Linked DNA regions of Mus musculus: region 1 is linked to region 2. A link is a loop called in an ENCODE intact Hi-C map of the cell type or tissue named here. Cell type or tissue: left cerebral cortex. All regions are shown on one strand. Links, peaks and the distances in the headings refer to the core of each region. The heading gives the core; the rest is flanking DNA.

Evidence for each region. Hi-C counts contacts between places; a loop is a spot of excess contacts. Peaks named below come from ENCODE experiments on the same cell type or tissue, not always from the same donor. Only the 100,000 strongest peaks of a DNase experiment are listed, where the experiment ranks them.
Region 1: it touches region 2 in a loop (2.7-fold over the local background); 1 of 42 quality-filtered maps calls a loop at or near these places.

What each region holds. Positions count from the first base shown.
Region 1 is chr15:36,591,094-36,598,660 of GRCm38, reverse strand. Pabpc1 (poly(A) binding protein, cytoplasmic 1) reads left to right here. Exons shown (of 15, transcript NM_008774.3): 10 at 349-459; 11 at 534-688; 12 at 1,120-1,204; 13 at 1,567-1,697; 14 at 2,006-2,098; 15 at 2,562-3,003. The coding sequence ends at 2,098. Among named protein-coding and RNA genes, the nearest start is that of Pabpc1, 14 kb to the left of the region's middle. In left cerebral cortex, for the core only: no CTCF peak of the experiment used is centred there; no DNase peak of the experiment used is centred there.
Region 2 is chr15:36,185,427-36,192,993 of GRCm38, reverse strand. Spag1 (sperm associated antigen 1) reads right to left here. Exons shown (of 20, transcript NM_001359982.1): 5 at 6,262-6,387; 6 at 2,458-2,522; 7 at 1,759-1,868; 8 at 885-990. Among named protein-coding and RNA genes, the nearest start is that of Spag1, 12 kb to the right of the region's middle. In left cerebral cortex, for the core only: no CTCF peak of the experiment used is centred there; DNase peaks (open chromatin) are centred at 3,439 and 3,852; H3K27ac peaks cover 580 bases.

The sequences.
Region 1 (7,567 bases), core at 1,554-6,553, 410 kb before region 2:
TTGTCATACCCAGCTCCAAGTTTAAAAACAAAGGAAAAAAAATGCCATCAGTGGGTATTTGCTTCAATTCTTAATTTGCCTTGGTAGCAATAGCTTTCATTCTACAGGGTAATGTGTGGCATTTTGGTCCTTGGCCATGGTATATAACAAGCTGGGTTTCAGGAGCACTTGGTGTTACTTTTTAATCCTGCTTTTTTTTTTTTAAATTTTAATCTCAGATATTAAATTGAAACTCACTTTCTGTAAGGGTCTTTTGGCTTTTCATAAACCCTTGGCCCTAGGAAAGCTTAGGCTTTGACTCACTTAGTGAAGTTCCTAGTTCATACAGGGTCTTTCTTTTGAATGCAGCATTCCAGAATATGCCCGGTGCTATCCGCCCAGCTGCTCCTAGACCACCATTTAGTACGATGAGACCAGCTTCCTCACAGGTTCCACGAGTCATGTCAACACAGCGTGTTGGTGAGTCTTAAACCTCTCTGTAAAGATTGATCCCCAATTTAAAATGGCACAATTAAAGTCATTTTTCTCTTTAGCTAACACATCAACACAGACAATGGGTCCACGTCCTGCAGCTGCTGCTGCTGCAGCCACTCCTGCTGTCCGCACCGTTCCCCAGTATAAATATGCTGCGGGAGTCCGCAATCCCCAGCAACATCTTAATGCACAGCCACAAGTTACCATGCAACAGGTACAGTTTAATCATTTATTTGCAAGGGTCATAATGTTCAGCTGAAATCCAAGGTCTGATGGTAACTGCACAAGCTATGAGCATAGACTTACCTGGGCCATCTTATTAAGGTTCTATGTGAAGAAAGTTGACGGGCAGCCAGCAGTCTCCCTATGTGGTGTCTTGTTTAGGATGGGTGTATTAGACTTAATCTTTTTCCTAGTCCTGGAACCAAAAACTATAAAGAAGACTAAAATGTAATTGCATCTCAAGCACAGATGTGCCACATGGGGTTGGTTATCTGTACTTGCTGACCTTTAGTCAGTATTTCTCTCAGCTTCTCTAGATCAAATTCAGGTAGCACTCTGTCCTTCCTATGACTATCCGTTGAGAGATGGCTGGTTTATGTCTCATTACTTCAATATTAAGAGGGTTTTCTGTTTTATGTGTAGCCTGCTGTTCATGTGCAAGGTCAAGAACCTTTAACTGCTTCCATGTTGGCATCTGCGCCCCCGCAAGAGCAGAAGCAAATGTTGGGTAAGTAACTTTGTTGTCTTGGTCTGTCAGTTAGAGTTGACGAAAATAACAAGGACCACTTAGACACTTTGCACCTAAAATGAGATGGCTTAGGATGGTATGTGAAGGAATACTAGAAAACATGGTGGGCTACTGTTTGCCATTGACATTCCACTCTAGCCTTGAAACAAAGAAGCATTGTCTATGTTAATACCAAACACTTGAGGAACTGATACCACCAGAGAAGTGACTGCCTTGTGACAGATTGTGCTATACATACGGGTGTGGTAGCTAGTACATACTCTATATTAAATAAGGTAGGTTCCTAAACCCCTGGTTGATAATAGCCATTGCCACTCTGATTAGAGTGTCTGTTGTTCTAGGTGAACGGCTGTTTCCTCTTATCCAAGCCATGCACCCTTCTCTTGCTGGTAAAATCACTGGCATGCTGTTGGAGATTGATAACTCAGAATTACTTCACATGCTCGAGTCTCCAGAGTCTCTCCGCTCAAAGGTATTTTGTGCTTTCAGCCTATGTCCTTCACAGGTTTATTCTTCAGAACATGTAAATGGAGCCCTTATACAAATGAGTATACAATTAGGCTTTATATGTAAATACTGACTACAAACCTGTGATAAACCTGTAGTGCTTGTTTTCTCTATTTTGGGTAACTTGCTCAAAGCTTACTGCTAGTAGATTGCAAAGCTTGCTCAGATCAGTTTGTTCAGCTCCTGCAGCCGGATTCATGAATGCTGCTACTTAGGGCTCATTTTAAAGTGTTTGGGTGAGAATTAATTTCCTTGAACCATTATGTTTTCCAGGTTGATGAAGCTGTAGCTGTACTACAAGCCCACCAAGCGAAAGAGGCTGCCCAGAAAGCAGTGAACAGTGCCACTGGTGTTCCAACTGTCTAAGTGAGTTCTCCCTCGCCCGCTTGTTCCAGACATAAGGACATTAGGTCAGCTTTCCAGAGGGGTATATACATAACGAAATCTTTTTCACCTTAAATACTGATCAGCAATTTTAAGTCAATACTTGGAAACAGATTTTGCATAGTAAATTGTATGCAATGCCCTGTAACGGAAGTTGGCTTTCATAATCGGTACTTTTTAAAAAATTGGGTGATGGCTTTAAGCAGTTTCTTGGACCTCTCTCTGTCCCACTACCAGGAAACTGTTAGTGCTTGGTTGAGTATATATAGTAAGGTCAGTAGTAAAAAGATACTAGAATCCTGTTTTTTGTGGGCCATGTTGTATGTGATGTGATAGCTGTGAGTATTAAAGGAGTGGGTGTGGCTGTGCCAGTACAAACAGGCAGCAGACTGACCCACTGAATTCAGGCAGGGGCTTTAATTATGTCTTTTTTTAACATTTACAGATTGATCAGGGACCACGAACAGAAACTCGTGCTTCACCGAAGAAAAATATCTTAAACATCGAAAAATTTAAATATTATGAAAAAAAACATTGCAAAATATAAAATAAATAAAAAAAGGAAAGGAAACTTTGAACCTTATGTACCGAGCAAATGCCAGGTCTAGCAAACAGTGCTAGTCCTAGATTACTTGATTTAAAACAACAAAAAAATACAAAAAAATAGTAAAATATAAAAACAAATTAATGTTTTATAGACCCTGGGAAAAGAATTTTCAGCAAAGTACAAAAATTTAAAGCATTCCTTTCTTTAATTTTGTAATTCTTTACTGTGGAATAGCTTGGGACATCAGCTCTGTTTTAAGGAGCAGAACTGATGACTGAGCAAGGAAACGTAATTTGGATTATAAAATTCTTGCTTTAATAAAAATTCCTTAAACAGTAGATGGTTATGCTTTTATTTACTTTGATTCTCTGGGCAATTGGCAGATGTAGCGGTAGTTGCTGACTTAATAGTACAGAGCTGAAAGCAGCTACCAATTCTGTGAAGCATACGCAGTTTGGGGGTGGTGTGGATTTAGACAATCTCTCTGTTGCTGGCTAGCCTTAGCCACTCAAGTTTTGGGTTCGTTATGTATGTCTCATCGTTTTCACAATTCTAGTGTGTTCTCAGCTACCCACATTAATTTATTGAGCTCTTCTGTGTATAGTTAGCTTGTTTTTAACATACCAACTTACCATTAGTATGGTTTCTGTGCTACAAAATAAATTCACCTGGTTTTTTTTTTTTTTTTTTTTTTTTTTTGGTAAGATGTGAGTCACAGTAGCTACCCAATGTATTGGGAAAAATGGCATAGTAGGCACCATGACTACCCTGTGCTACTTTTAACCCTACCAGCTTTGAGGTAGTTAAGTACCGTCTGTGCCTCACCCAGACCACTTGGAAAGTAAAGATGGACAAGTTGGGATTGGTTTATGACCTTGACATAAGCTTGTACCCAAGCAACTTGTACTTTGGAAATACAGCTTTATTTTTTGAGGTATGGTCTAAATATGTAGCCCTGATAGCCTAGAATTGAGATTGCCCTTCCTCTACCTCCAACCTGGTGGGATTAAAAGTCCCACTGTAGCGGGGCATGGTTGCGCATGCCTTTAATCCCAGCACTTTGGAGGCAAGGCGGATTTCTGAGGACAGCCTGGTCTACAAAGTGAGTTCCAGGACAGCCAGGGCTACACAGAGAAACCCTGTCTCAAAAAAAAAAGTGCCTGTAATTATTTAGATGGCTGACCTATTGCCATCTAAATGAGGCTGGCTTCAAATTTGGCAGTTTTGCTGAATGCTGGGATTATGGGCATATACTATCATATAGCCAGTTCTGGCCCCACTAGCTGCATATCATTTTAGGACTGCTAAAATTGGGGTCAAATACATGCATATAAAATGGCACCTCATCTTATGGCTTCTCCCTGGAATCACTTTTGGCCTGACTAGACCGGGAATCCTGGTTTGCTTTTGGTCTGTGTCCTTCAGTTGATTGAAACAGGGATTCCATATTGCCCTATTTGGCCTGGAATTTCTGGTCACCCTGACACCCATCTTTTTAAGTGTTGGGATCACAGAATATCACCAGATTTGGCTTTTGAAGATTCCTTGGGAAGGCAGAGAAATAATAAGCATCTTAAATTTAGTAAAGTTTTAGGTTTTGATGTTTTGAAGCAGGTTCTAATTTGAAAAGCTGTTTTTGTGACATTCAGGGACATAGGGTATGCCTAGACTGGCTTTTTTTGTTCTGTGATTGGAATTAATTTCTCAAGGAATAGGAAAATACAGCACATTTGTTTTAAACAGCTTTGTTAATAGATGATGGGCAGAAGCAGTAAGTCTGCAAAATCTATGTCCTACAGAAATTGTTACAGATATGTAAAGAGTTTATTTGCAGAGTTGACTTGGCTTTTCGAGTCAGGGTCTAGCTCTGTAAACCAGACCCACCTGCTTCTCACCTGGGTGCTGGTTTTAAAGGTGTGTGATATCACTGCTGGGCTTTTCAAGTGGAAATTGAAACTGACTTACAGTAGCTTGTGGCAAGGACTTGAGTTAACAGTATATTTTTGATTTTTTGTTTTTCAAGACAGGGTTTCTCTGTGTAGCCAACTCAGAAATCCGCCTACCTCTGCCTCTCAAGTGCTGGGATTAAAGTCGTGCGCCACCACTGCCCGGCTACCTAACAGCATTCTTTTTTTTAATTAGGTATTTTCCTCGCTTACATTTCCAATGCTATCCCAAAAGTCCCCCATACCCACCCCCACAATCCCCTACCCATCCACTCCCCCTTTTTGACCCTGGGGTTCCCTTGTACTGGGGCATATAAAGTTTGCAAGTCCAATGGGCCTCTCTTTGCAGTGATGGCCGACTAGGCCATCTTTTCATACATATGCAGCTAGAGTCAAGAGCTCAGGGGTACTGGTTAGTTCATAATGTTCCATCTATAGGGTTGCAGATCCCTTTAGCTCCTTGGGTGCTTTCTCTAGCTCCTCCATTGGGGGCCGTGTGACCCATCCAATAGCTGACTGTGATCATCCACTTCTGTGTTTGCTAGGCCCCGGCACCTAACAGTATTCTTACAGGTGAGATTTACGGTTTACTGCTTGAGTTATACATGTTAGAGGATTTGTTTAGGGCCATAAGTACGAGTACACTGTGAGTACACTGTAGCTGTCTTCAGTCACCAAAGAGGGCATCAGATCCCATTACACATGGCTGTTGTAATGAGTTGTTGATCTCTCCAACCTCCATGTTTTGTCCTTTTAAAGTGAGTACCAGTTACGATGCAGACATGTTTGTTTGCTTTCATCTTATGTGCTGAGTTTATACCATCTGTGTGCCTGGTTGATGCCCAGGGAACCTAGATGAGGGCCTCAAATCAACTGAAAGTTGTGAGCCACCATGAATAATGGGTGGCCTCTGCACGAGCAGTAACTGCTCTTAGCCACCAAGCCCCTTCTCCAGCTCCCAAGACAAGTCATTTTAACAAGCAGTAGGAAGAATGACATGCCCTTCAGAGAAATGGGCGTAATGTAAGTTTGGACAGGAGACTTGCAACATAGTGTTGCAGTGCTGTTGGCTAGGAGTTCTATGTTGATAACATTAAAGATGTCTTAAACTTAACCAGTTTCCCCTTGGAACAGTTTTTGCTTATTGAGAATTGAGGGTGACTTGGAAACACCAAGGGTGTTGACAGTATATCCAGAAGCTATCATTTTTGTCTAATTTACTTTTTTGATTATGACTTTAAACTTGCATAGCTTCACGATAGATTTTGAGCTGGATAGCAGTGAAGACAACTGATATGCTGAAGTGGAACTGTGTAAGGGCCAACTGGAAACTAGACTTTCCATTTCTGCATGTGCTCACACAGGTAAAAGTGAGGTTAATGTGCTTTGTTCCCAGGATGCAACGTGCCATTACTCCTTTTGCTCCAGCTTAGGTCAACCTCCTGTGAGATACTATGTACTTTGAATTTCTTACTCTTGAGATAAAGTGAGGGTCCAGGCTATGCACTTATGGCGAGCCTCAATTTAGAACAGGTTAATGAACGTGTTCCAACTCTGATGGAAGCCAAGTCCAGCAGTGCACTGTCTGGTTCTTCTAGGCTAGTGGAGGAGACCATGGAATAAGCCTGCACAGTCAAACCAGGCCTTTATGTTTACTCTGATGCAACTAGAACCTATCTGCACTGCCACCTTCTCACTCCTGCCCCTTGGATACCTTTCAGATGTGGCTGTGACTATGCCTGGTTTCAAGTGCTGTGTTGTTGATGTGGCTTACCTGCTGTAGGTTGTGTGTGCACGTTTGGGCAAGTTTGTACCCTCTAAAAGGGTAGGAAAACATACAAGCTGACAATAGTCCAGGAAAACTTAGGTAGCGTGGAGTATTAACCTCAAATTAGCATTCCTTCTGTAGTCAAGGGATTTGTATATTACATAAACATGTCCATTGATAGAACACATTAATAGATGTTTATGATTGCTGATGGAATTCATTTGTGTGTGTATGGTAGTTCTTAAACTTTAAATGAACTTACAAGTTCCTGTGCTTGGTTTCTGTGGGCTAGTATATCTGTTTATCTACATCATATATAGCAGTACTGTTGGCTACCTTGAGACAACATGTGAATATATGAAAGTTTATCCATTGTCTTGTGTGTATAAACTTGTGGTTTTAGTTCTTGGCTATAAAGATAAGCTTGTGTGTAGGCAGGAATCCGTACAACAGTGTTGGGTGTTAGGCTACAGTGAACATTGCTGCGATTTGATGTATTGCACTGGAACAAGGCCCAGTTCTCCTGGGACAGTGGAACACATCACTGAAGGACAATTAGTGTTTTCATATGATTTCCAAAGAGAAAAGTTATTTCAGAGTGTCTGAAAAATCAGGCTAAAATGTAGATTCTTAATGGATTATAAAGTTAAATGTCGTAAAGTGTGTCCTATTTGTGAACTTAAACCTACACTTAAATTTCTCCTTTGAAAATTAGCTTTCTATTTTAACTGTGAATGCTTTACCTATGTGCACATCTGCACCACTTCATTCTTGGTACCTCTCTGGAGGCCAGAAGCATCAAGAGTCCTTGGAACTGGAGTTGCAAGCTACCCTGTGGGTGCCAGGAATCAAACCTAGCTGCTCTGTAAAAACAGATGGCTCTTAACCTCTGAACCATCTCTCCAGCCCTAAATTTTAGTTTAGGTTTGTTTTTGTTTTTTTTTAATTTTTTGGAAAGTTTCATATTGATAACTTTGCTTTTCACCTCCTGTCAATGGTTAGGAAGGAGATTTGCCATTGCAAGAAGAGGCCTATGATGACAGCAGAGACAAGCCAGAGCTTTGCAATGAGATCTGGCCTGAATGCTGGGGTTCTAGATGAGGGAGGCTTTAGCCTCTGGAAGGCAGACACAGGCGGATGCAGGCAGACCCACCCCAGCAAGCACCCAGGCGGAGGCGAGCGTCTGCATT
Region 2 (7,567 bases), core at 1,500-6,499:
TCATGGTCTTGTTTCAGAGCAGCCACCTGTCAGCTTACAACAGTCATTCTATTAGATGCCTGCCAGGCTGGCTACCCCCTCACTTGCTCCTATTTCCCATAAAACCTTGTCCTGCTGAGGGTTCGAGGCTGCTCTGCCTTCCCTTCTCATTCTGCTGTGTAGGACTGGGTTGAAGGAGAGCCCAAACCTGAGCTTGTAATAGAGAGACCCTAATGTGATTGCATCGGTAACAGCTCCCTGGTGGTCTTTTGGGGGTTCACAAATGTTTCCTGGCACAACAGCATAATCTTCAAGAGTTCACAGATCCGAATGAAGGCCTGCTCTGAGCCAAGCCTTACCGGGTAGTGAGGAGGGAGAGTATCAGACAATCGATTAAGTATGCTCTGCTGTAGTAGCTTATGGTGCTGTTGCTGTCAGACCACGGGATCTGAGCTGGAGCCTTGAGAGGAGCTGCTGTGCTGTGTTACAGGGAAGAGTAACTTGGCTGGGGGCTCAGGGAAGAGTCCTCTAAAGAACTGAAGGCATGGGATATGTCCCAGAAGATAGGTAGACTCAAAAGATAGTGAGGGGATGGGGACAGCCGCGGAGGAGACCGCACGGGTGAACTCATGACATCACAGGTACAATCCCTAAGGGATTCAACACAGCCTATCTAGTTTATTTATGTGGATGTTTTGCTGGCATATGTCTGCGACCACATGTGTGCTTGGTACCCAGCTGGATGTCCTGGAGCCGGAGTTACAGCAGGTTGTGAGCTGCCATGCAGATGCAAGGAACTGAACCTGGGTCCCTGGAAGAGCAGCCCCCACCGTGCTTACTTGCTGAGTCACTCTCCAGTCCCTAAGAGAGCAAACCTAAGCCACAAGAAAGGAGAACCCACTGACCTGGTGTAATACATCACGGCCTCTTCATAGTCCCCAGAGTAGAAAGCCTCGTTCCCTTTTCCCTTTTCACGATTGGCAAGAAAACTCTTTTCCTTCTCAGTCAGACCTAGAGATAAACTCACATGAAAACACAGCCTAAGATGATTTCTTGCAAGGCTTGAATGCTTGAGTGCTTTTATTTTTAGGGTGGCCTGAACTAGAACCTGGGGCCTCAAGCAGGCCTAAAAAACATTCTACCACTGAGCTACACTGCCACACCCAAGAAGAGTTGCTTTAGCGAAGCAGAAAGCCATAGATTAAATAAACAAAATAAATGCTCTCTTGAGTTTAGGGCTATTTCTTCTCTTCTAACCATGTGGGTTTTTTGTTTTTGTTTTTTTGGTTTATTTGATTTTTTTAGGATTGGTTTTCTTATGGCTGGTTTTGCTATTACTTTAAAGGCTGGACTTCAGATGAAAAAGCGTCTCATTTCTTTTGTCTGATGCAAAAAAAATGAGATTTTTTTTTAAAGAGGGTTGGAAAAAGAAATGGAAAACAAAAAAATATTCTAAGAAAAAATAGGTTTATATTTTGAAGTCTTACAAACTTCATTATTAAAGCCAGGTACAGTAGTATACATCTCTAACCCCAGCACTTAGCTAATGTAGGCAGAATACCAGAAGTCCAAGGTCAAGCTATGGTGAGTTCAAGGCCAACCTGGGCTACATGAAATTCTGTCTCAAACAAAATTGAGCAATAAAAGCTAGAAATAAACTTGTTAGGAGTAGTCAACTCAGTCCAAAAGCCTATAAATGTTCATGGAAATCTCCTTGGCGGACACGTTTCCCATAACTAAAAGGTTGGAAAACGACCAGCCCCCTTCTTCTCTTCTTACCTGCTGTTTCTATTTTTGTCTCAATTTTAGACAGATGAGCCTTGTTGTTTATGACAGTCTTTTCTTTGTAATCCTCATCAATCTTTGAACATTCTTTTTCCACATCAAATCTGAAACAACAACAGAAGACTAGTACAAAACTAGTGAGAGACAACCTCAGTCCTGCTCTCCTTGCCTCTAAGGTTCACATTGGGTGTCTGCAGATGGAATGCCTGGGACAAACTCTAAGCCCTGTCCTGGAACGGGCTCTGTAGACCAGGCTGGCGTTGAACTCACAAATATCGCCTGGTCTATAGAGCGAGTTCCAGGATGGCCAGGGCTACACAGAGAAACCCTGTCTCAAAAACAACAGACTTAAATCTAACCTATTTTATGGTTGTTTTTTTTAATAAAGAAAAGGCATTATTAATGAAAAAAAATGAAATTGGAAGAGCTTAGACTACCAGATGTGGTGGTGTATGCTTAGAATTATAGCAGCTGGGAGCATGGGGAAGAGCAAGGATAGCCTGGATTACATCATGAGACCCTGTCTCAAAAGAAACAAGAAAGAAGGTGGGAAGTGTTCAGTAAAATGGTAACTTTACTAAAGTAATTTGAGACCCTTGATGTATCAGGCTTATGATATTATAAATTAGTAAAGCATTTAACAGTGGAGCATTTTTCAGAGACAACTTTTAAATAAAGAAATATAAAACATACTTATCCCATTCTGCATAATCCCTTGGAATCCTCTTCTTAGCTGTCTTACTTTTAGAATATGTTTCCTGAAAGAATAAATCATATTTGATGAGATACATTCAACCTAAACTCACCAAGAACACTGGCATAAGATAAACAAATGAAACAGATCAAAAAACCAGATCCCTGTGGGGTTAAAAGAACTCCAGTGTCTGATGTAACCAAACCTGAGGTGAAAGACAGGGGTTAAATCTGTAGTTAATCCCAAGGACATACACGAAAACTCACATATGTCAGTGATGGTTTCTTAAAATAAAAATAGCACTAAACTCACCCATTCTTTTAGAGCCGAGGCACTGAGAGAGACAAGAGTAACGACTTTGCTGGATTAGGAAGGGTTGTTTTGTTTGTCAGGCAGACATCCAACTTAAACTAATTCCAAAAAACAAAAACCAACCAAACAAAAATAACAATAACAACAACAGCAAAAGAGGCCCAGGTCTGCTGGGGAGGACTTTCCTGTTTCTGCTCTCTTCAGAGACCCTGTCCTCCCTGCCTGCTGACCCCCTCTTACTGATGGCTGTGTGCCCTCCCTGCCTGCTGACCCCCTCTTACTGATGGCTGTGTGTCCTCCCTGCCTGCTGATCCCCTCTTACTGATGGCTGTGTGCCTTCCCTGCCTGCTGACCCCCTCCTCTTACTGATGGCTGTGTGCCCTCCCTGCCTGCTGACCCCCTCTTACTGATGGCTGTGTGTCCTCCCTGCCTGCTGATCCCCTCTTACTGATGGCTGTGTGCCCTCCCTGCCTGCTGACCCCCTCCTCTTACTGATGGCTGTGTGCCCTCCCTGCCTGCTGACCTCCTCCTCTTACTGATGGCTGTGTGCTTTCCCCATGTGGCAGGAGACACAGCCACAGCAATCTGGGATTAAAACCACAAAGGCCTCATCAGAGAAAACTAAAGAGTGGGCCTCCCCTCCTCCACCCTTAGAGAAACTGAAAGAAAGGGCTCCAGTGAGCTGGCAGAGCAGAGTGGCCAGGATCAGGTCCCAGACCTGTTGCTGATTCACGATGGGAAAGCAGGGCAGGCTCTGTACCCAGAGAAATCAGGAGGAAAGCATGACAGCCATTAGACAGAGGAGTACTTAATTTCCCAGAACACATCTTACTACCTGAGGAATGTACCAAGAGGAGGGAGACTGAAGATGAAGGTAGAGACTAGAGCTCAGCTGTCATAGTTGAGGACAATACTAGGAACCAAAAAAGCAAAGAGAGATCTTTTCCTACAGGTTTCAAAGGACCATGGCCCTGCCAATGCCCTGGTTGTCAGCATCTTGCCTCTGGAACTATAAAAAACATTCCTCTTGTTTAAAGCCAAGCAGTTTGTTAGAAAACGAATACAAATGGCACAGCTTAGTGGTTAAAGGAGCTGAGGAGACACTGGGGTAGCGGAGCTGGAGCAGTGGCTCAGCAGGAAAGAGCGCTGGCTGCTCTGGCTGAGGACCAAGGATCAGTTCCAGCGCCTGCATGCAGGCTCACAAGTAACTCCAGCTCTGGAGGACCTTACATCCTTTTCTGACCTCCTTGGTCACCATACATACACATGGTGCACATACATACATGTAGGCAAAACACATATAAAATAAATAAATATGAAGAGACTTAGTAAAGAAAGAAACTGGGGTTACTTAAATTCTTATATAGTTCTTCAATATCCCTGTGTGAAATATGCATTCCATTTAGAGGATGAAAATATATTACGCGCGTGTGCACATGTGTGTATGTGTGTGTGTGTGTGTGTGTGTGTGTGTGTGTGTGTGTACTCGTGTGCACATGGTTTGACGCCCCAGCCTTGACTCAAGGTCAGGCACAGCAGCTTTACTCTTGGTGCCGAGGTCAAGACAGAGGGAAAGGTGAGGTATTGACACTGTGTTCAAACCGCACTGCTGGATGCAGTGGTGTATACCCACTGTCCACCTGCTCAGGAGGCCGAGGCAAGGTAATCATTTAGAGCAAGAATTCCAGGCCAGCCTGGGCAATATAACATGACTTTATTTCACAGGAAAACAAACATTAACTTGTAGGATTTCCTGGGATGCAATCTGAGAATCACTGTGCTGCCCATCTGTCTGTACCAATGGATCACAAGCCATTTAAAAGTCATGTCAAGGGGCTAGAGAGATGGCTCTGTGGCTAAGCACATATGCTGCTTTTCCAGAGGACCCAGGTTCAAGTCCCAGCACTCACACAGCAGCTCACAACTGTTTGTAATTCCAGTTATGCATGTGGTATGCAGGCAAAACACACATACATGAGTAATAAATATTTAAAAAATAAAGACCAGGTCAAGAATTCCATATCATATGGTTTAGGGCACAGACGCACAAACTTAACACACAGTGCTCCATTAGTGACTACAAATTCACTGATTACAGATGGCAGCGTTTCCCACTACCTGTGAGCCCCTAATGAGGAGCACAGAGGTGCAGGAAGGTAAATTATGAGAGAGCAGACTGATGGAAATGTTTTAGAAATAAAACCAAAGATTCTAGAAAAACTGAGGGGCAGTTAGATGGCTCAGTGGGTAGACATGCTTGCTGCCAAGCCTAAAGACCTCAGCTCTATCTCCCAAATCCACAGGGCAGATGGAGAGAACCCACAGCACTAAATCTGACGTGCACACAGTAGTATGGCATACACACACACACACACATGTGTACATATATATGTATATATACATACATATATACTGTGCGTGCATATGTTAAATATATTTATATTTCAATATATTTTATTAAATATTATATTAATTATTAAATAATATATATTAAAAAGCTAAATAGCCAGGCATGATGGTGATGCACACCTTTAATCCCAGGACTTGGAAGGCAGAGGCAGTCAGATTCCTGTGAATTTCAGACCAGGCTGACCAGGGCTACATAGTAAAACCCTATTTAAAAATAGTAATAAATAAACACAAGTCAATAACAACAAAAATATAAGAATAACAAGAACAGGAAGATGGAAAGACGGGTAGTCATTCTGTCAAACAACAGGGTGAGCAGGCACTCAAAGGCCTAGATTTGACTTTAAGTGAACTGGATGGACTTGGAGCTCCAACAGACCCCGTCTTCATGAAACTCATGAGGTAAAAAGGAGAGTTGCAAGACTAAATAGGGACCAAGTACAAAGAATGAAAACCAGAGAAGCATGTGCCCCAGGGAGTGGAGGGGTCTCTAAGTGCTTGCAACACCACTCAAAGTGGGCAGTCAGCTGGCTTCTACAGCAACACAGCCTCTGCACCTCCCCAGAAAGACAGGGTTCTTCCCTGAAGGAGAATATCCTCTATGCTCTTAAAAAATGATCAGAGTAGAAGAGACAGAATGGCAAAAAATAAAAGAGGAAAAATGCTGACCCTAAAATGCACACCTTCAGAAAAGGCTATCAGATACAGCTTATACAAGAGGACAGCTGGGCCTGATAGCACAGCCTTGTAATCCCAGCTATTTGGGAAGCTAAGGAAGGAGGGTCACAAGTTCAAGGCCAGCCTAGACCTCTGACGGAAGCACTGTCTCAAAATAAAAAGTTAAAGAGGTCTAGAGCCATAGCTCAGGGGTGCAGCTCTTGTCTAGTGTGAGCTCCCAGGTTCAAATTCTAGCGCTATAACAAAGTGTGTGTGTGTGTGGGGGGGGGGGGGTGGTGATGAGAAAGGAGAAGAGAAGAGGAGCCTAAGGAGGGTGAAGCTACTTGCCTTTACATCTCCCTGGTATCCCTGTGAGCCACCTCCCATGCCTGTCAGCCCCGCTCCCCCGTTCCGGAAAGGCCTACCTTGCCACTGTGAGGGCAGCAGGTGGAGCCGCGGACAGGAGGCAGAGGATCTTCCACTCCGGGATGGTTTTCAGGGTCATGGAAGTGACATGTATTTTCCTCTCTTTTGATTTCTGACACCCAACTCTAAGAAGGATGGAGCAGAAGGTGACAGCTGTAGAGATGGCAGTCACTGACCACGCATTAGAAAGACTGTGCAGCAGCCTTCAGAGTCGAGTTCCATGTCGTTCTCTCGGGGCGGGGTGGGGGGTGGGGGGGCTCCATTTTCCTTAATGGTTATAAATACCCATAACACAAAATTTACTTTATTAACATTTTTAGTGTCTAGTTAAGTGTCATTAGGAATATTTGGGAGTGGGCATGAGATGGCTCAGCTGTTAAGGATGCCAAGTTCAACGTAGGACACATAATTGCAGGAGAAAACGGACTCTCACAAGTTCTTCTCTGACCTCCACCCCATACATGTACATTCTCTCCCTCCTCCCCACCCCGACCCCTCTGTATCTCTGTCTGTCTCTGGATGTAGTGAAAATACAAAAAGAATATATGGATAGTGAGAGAGCTCAGCGGATAAGGGTGCTGGCCACCAAGATTGATGACATAAGTTCAATTCCCAAGACATGAATCAAAGACGATAATTGGCTCCTAAAGTTGTCCTCTGGTCTCCACACGTGTGGTAACACACACATACACACACATACACACACACACACACACACACACACACACACACACACACACAGAGTGATGCATGGATAGACAGACAGACAGACAAGACAGACAGGTAAATAGAATAAGAATTTTAAAGAATTTTCATGTTGCTGCCTATTTTACCCACTTCCCAAGGGCTGGGATTACTGAAGTAATCCAACACACCCCAGTGAGTGGTTCTAATGCTCTGAATTAATCGGGAATCTGCATGTCCAAACACTGAAGGTCCTTGTCCCCAACTGGTTTTTGGTTGATCAATAAAGAACCAATGGGGCCAGGCAGTGGTGGCGCATGCCTTTAATCCCAACACTTGGGAGGCAGAGGCAGGAGGATTTCTGAGTTCAAGGCCAGCCTGGTCTACAGAGTGAGTTCCAGGACAGCCAGGGCTACACAGAGAAACCCTTTCTCAAAAAACCAAAAAACAAAACAAAACAAAAACAAAAAACAAAAAAAAGGAACCAATGGCCAATGGCTGGGCGGAGAGAGAAGCGTGACTTTTAGATTGTGCAGGCGAGGAACTGGAAGAAAGGAATCACCATGATTCTAAAGAAGATGAATCAGATTTAGAGCTACTGAAGGAAAATCGTCATGGGCA